Regions from separate parts of the Homo sapiens genome. Here region 2 is linked to region 1. The links are chromatin loops, found by intact Hi-C in ENCODE. Cell type or tissue: ascending aorta. All regions are shown on one strand.

What was found. A loop is a pair of places that touch in the nucleus more often than their neighbours do. Peaks named below come from ENCODE experiments on the same cell type or tissue, not always from the same donor. Only the 100,000 strongest peaks of a DNase experiment are listed, where the experiment ranks them.
Region 2: a loop joins it to region 1, with 8 times the contacts of the local background. A loop is called at or near these places in 2 of 110 quality-filtered maps.

What each region holds. Positions count from the first base shown.
Region 1 is chr6:148,527,392-148,529,891 of GRCh38, reverse strand. SASH1 (SAM and SH3 domain containing 1) reads right to left here. Exons shown (of 20, transcript NM_015278.5): 12 at 2,296-2,439. Among named protein-coding and RNA genes, the nearest start is that of SASH1, 190 kb to the right of the region's middle. In ascending aorta, a CTCF peak has its summit at 1,455 (motif pointing right); no DNase peak of the experiment used is centred here; H3K27ac peaks cover 2,270 bases.
Region 2 is chr6:148,241,337-148,243,836 of GRCh38, reverse strand. It overlaps a transcript of SASH1 not described here. Among named protein-coding and RNA genes, the nearest start is that of SASH1, 100 kb to the left of the region's middle. In ascending aorta, no CTCF peak of the experiment used is centred here; a DNase peak (open chromatin) is centred at 1,488; H3K4me3 peaks cover 546 bases; H3K27ac peaks cover 2,150 bases.

The sequences.
Region 1 (2,500 bases):
GAGGTTGCAGTAAGCCGAGGCCACACCATTGCACTCCAGCCTGGGTGACAGAGTGACACTCCGTCTCAAAACAAAAACAAAAACAAAAAAAAAACAACCACATAAAACCTTCCATTATTTTTGCTTTACAGAAAATTTATAATGATCAGTTGTTTCTTTTATTCCTTAACTTATGTGAAATGGCTGCTTTAAAAAAACAGAACTAAGCACATAAGATTGCTATATGGTAGTAAAATTATTGAAAAATGCCAAAATGACATTAAAATTCTATGCTTCTGATTCATAAAGCAGAAAACCTCTGTGAACGTAAAGCTTAAGAGTTTTAGTGGCTGTTTCAATCTATCTTGGGGAAAAGCAAACTTAATAAAATGCTTTCAATTAGTAGCATGCTCTCACTAGCATGCTGACTGCTTCATTGCTGGGAAGAAATATAGAATCACTATCACTCCGTCACCCACAAGGACAAGAGAATGAAAAGAATAAAGAAAAAAAATCATGGATAAGACATGCTGAAGGCAGTCCAGACATCTATCTCCTGCAGGTCTAACAAGCCACGGTTTCTCAGCCTGAGCACTGATCATTTTGATGGACAGCTCTTTGCTGTGCAGACCGTCCTGTGCATGCTAAGATGTTTGGCAGCGTCCCTGGCCTCTATCCTCTAGATCAGCATTCTCCAACTCCCGGGCCACGGACCAGAACCCGTCTGTGGCCTGTTAAGAAGTGGGCCGTACAGCAGGAGGTGAGTGGCGGGTGAGCAGGCCAAGCTTCATCTGTTTTCACAGCCACTCTCCATTACCCGCATTACTGTCTGAGCTCCACCTCCTGTCAGATCAGCGGCGGTATTAGATTCTCGTAGGAGCACGAATCCTATTGTGAATTGTGCACACGAGGCATCTAGGTTGCACGCTGTTTATGAGAATCTAATGCCTGATGATCTGTCACTGTCTCCCATCATCCCCAGATGGGATCATCTAGTTGCAGGAAAACAAGCTCAGGGCTCCCACTGATTCTACATTATGGTGAGTTGTATAATTATTTCATTATATATTACAATGTAATAACAATAGAAATGAAGTGAACAATAAATGTAATGCATGTGAATCATCCTGAAACCACCACCTACACCAGCTCCGTGGAAAAATTGCCTTCCACGAAACCAGTCCCTGGTGCAAAAAGATTGGGCACTGCTGCCCTAGATGCCAGCAATATCCACTCCACTTCACCTCAACCCAGTCTGACCATTGAAAGACATTGCCCTGGAGTCCATGGGGGAGCAAAATGATAGCCTCTCACCCCTTCCCCGTGAGAACCACTGTAATCAACTGAAGCTGCTGTGCAGGCTTTGTTTGAATCAAGTGAGGTGGGTGGCAGGCTGGTGACGTTCGGTCATTCGCATAGGGGCGATGCTTGGTTTTAGCTCACTGTGCCCACCAGAGAGCAGCAGCTGAGCAAAAATGTCTGCTTTTCCTGCTGTTTTTATTTGGTAGATAAAGTGCATTACCTACATATTTCAAGCAGACAACCAGCTCATACACAGGAACTTCAACAGGCTACAAAATGAGTGCTATACAGGTGCTGGAGGAGAGTGTCTTGAAAATTGAATGGTCATAATTACCTTGAGGCCCAGCTCTCCAACTATCTTTACTCCCTCCACCCATGCAATTTAGACAGAAACAGTCATTTCTCTAGCAATGAAATTATAGATCCAGGGGGGAAAAATCAATTCTATGATACCTTCCTTCATGGCTACAGATAAGGCAAATGAGGGAAAACACCCCTCTCTGAAACATTATTACCAAAGCCTGGTACCCAGGAAGAACTTTGAGTTTATTTCTTAGACTGGCTATGTGCTTCTAGAACAACTTATGCTATGATCGACAAGTCTACTGCCACCCCCCCCCCCAAAAAAAAAAAGCTTTAGGTTTGATTCAGGTAACATCCATTTTGTAGCAAGGCATAGTTTAGAAAATAAAATCCTTCCTTTGTATTCAAATTTACAACGCTTAGTGCACTGAAGAATAACCATTTCTTTACATGTCTGTCTCTCTTGTCTGTACACAGAAGGCAAGTTCTGTATTTTGTATTCCCAGCACCAAGCACGGTGCTGAGCAGCCCAAAGTGCTTAATAAACGTGTGTTGAATTCAGTGTTTCTCTACGTAAATAAAGCACGGACTTGGAGCAGGTTAATGCCAAGGAGTATGTGTATTTAGCACCATTTAAAATCTCAGAAGGGCCATTCTCAGCTTTTCTTGTCAGGAAGAACCAAGGGAACATTCTACCAGGTAGCTGCATACCTGCTCAGAGACAGAGCTGCTGTATTTTTTAGACATTCTCTTTCTCATCGTCTCTTTCACTGATTTCACCTTTTTCCCAAGAGAGATGCGAGAGGCAGTAGGTGATTTGATGACTTCTTTGTACACAAAGTCTCCTTCTTTACCCTGTAAAACAAAATGTTGCAAGTATTGTTGGTCGCAGAAAATGAAGAACAGGTTTTATTAT
Region 2 (2,500 bases), 290 kb after region 1:
TCTCTAAAACATAAAACTGGCCATTCCTCATTTCCATAGTCTCCCAATTACTAACACGTTTATAAAGCTCAATAATGACTGTCACGTTTGTTTAGGGAGCTAAAGGTGGAAGTCCAACTTTAAAGCAGGATTTCAAGTTTCCTGATCACATTGAATTCTTTTTTTTTTTTTTTTTTTTTTTTTTTGAGACACAGTTTCACAGTTTTACTCTGTTTGCCCAGACTGGAGCACAGTGGCGTGATCTTGGCTCTCTGCAACCTCCACCTCCTGGGTTTAAGCGATTCTCCTGCCTCAGCCTCCTGAGTAGCTGGGATTACAGGCACATGCCACCACACCTGGCTAATTTTTGTTTTACTATTATTATTATTATTATTATTATTATTATTTAGATGGAATTTTGCTCTTGTTGCCCAGGCTGGAGTGCAATGGCACTATCTTGGCTCACCTCAACCTCCACCTCCCAGGTTCAAGCGATTCTCCTGCCTCAGCCTCCCGAGTAGCTGGGATTACAGGCATGAGCCACCACACCCAGTTAATTTTGTATTTTTAGTAAAGACGGGGTTTCTCCATGTTGGTCAGGCCGGTCTTGAACTCCCGACCTCAGGTGATCTGTCCGCCTTGGCCTCCCAAAGTGCTGGGATTACAGGCATGAGCCACCGTGCCTGGCCAATTTTTGTATTGTTAGTAGAGATGGGTTTTCGCCATGTTGGTGAGGCTGGTTTCAAACTCCTGACCTCAAGTGACTCGCCTGTCTCAGCCTCCCAAAGTGCTGGGATTACAGGCGGGAGCCACTGTACCTACCCAACATGGAATTCTAATTCTCCCATACAATCAGCCAGCCAAAACATCCTGTTTTTAGAGGTAGCCAACCTATGGGATTTATACCATTAGTAAGAGTTAAAAAAAAAATCACATATTGAGTGCCAATAAACTGGAGAACACAGATTTACCCAGCATAGAGCCAGAGCCCATGGTCCTTAAGGAAGAAATGATTTTCCCTTTTTTGGCTTGGGCTAGTTCATAGAGAAAAAGAATCCTAAAAAAATAGTGTCTATCTGTAGATGAACCAACGGCATAAGGGACCCTGAGGCCCCCATAGTATATTCCACCAGAGAAGAGATCAGAATAAATTGCGATATGTATTTGTTATAGTGGCAGCTACCCTTTTTGAAAGAACTACAATGGAATATTGAGGTCATCTCTTAACTTGTAAATAACCTTGTGAATGATAAACGTGCTTTCTTTGAAAGCTGTGATAAACATTGAGGTGTGAAAAGCAAGTGAAAGGGGACTTGAAACAGATGCAAACGGACGCTTTACTTGGCCTTGAGAAAGATTGAACACTAGAAATTGGAGTCTTTGTTATTAAGGGAGAGATTCTCAAATCACTTGGGCATGAAAGTGTTCCCAGGCTAATTCCAAGCTACCAAAATACAGAGTCCAAAGACACTCAGAGTCTCGTAAAGTGCCTTGCCAAGAAAAAATGGAACTTTGCCTTCTTGGCTTCCAAAAAGAGGGTTTCCATCCAGGTTCCCACTGGAATGGAGAAGTCGTTCACATATTTTCCCACCCTTTCTGTTTCTCTGAATCACAATGACTTTATTTTAGCTTGTTACTTACACAAGGAAAATGATCCCTTAGCACTACTAGTCAAGTCCTCACCATTTGCTTGTTAGTTGCATGTAAATAGCAAGAGACTGGTTGACTACAGTTAATCCTGAATAGTCCTACATTATCTTACGATGTCCGTGTGTGGAAACAACTAAGGCACCAAGAAACTAACAAAGATCATTCATGACCATTTTGTTTACCTCTTTCTATCAGATATGAAATCATAAGAAGATCAAAGTAATAATTCATGGATGGGGGTCTCATGCTCTTCATTTTTGACCCAATTCTCAGGTTATTAAAATAACATTTAACATTTAGTGAACGCTTGCTGCTGTGCCAGTAATAGAGGTAATTGATACAAATGTATGATCTACTGGAATCCCTACAACAGTCATACGAGGTGGGTACTGGAATTAGCCCCATGCCCAGATAAGAAGGTTGAAGCGTGAAGGAGTTAAGTCAACTTCCCAAGGTCACAGAGCTAATAAATGTCAGAACAGAGATTTGAACCCCAATTGCGTGGCTCCAGAACCTGCCCTCTTAACTATGAAGTTTTACTGCTTTATGCAGCTATATGATATTGCAGCTCGCTTCATTTCTGATGACTATCTGTGTTCAAATTCTCTGTTTAAATATTTATACAGAATATAAATGGGTACCCTGAGACTTTACAATGGGCATATTGCTATGAATTTCTTAGACACAATTCAAGGGGTCTATAAATCTCAAGTTTTAAAAGCAAGAGGAGATGCCATTTGCCTAGGAGTTCTCATCTCAATGCATGTATTTTAAGACAATTCTAGATGTACAACTGCAAAATGTATGACTTCAGCACTTGTATGTGCCCACTTGCTTGGAGGCATTTGGCTTGTTAGAGTTCTTAATATGT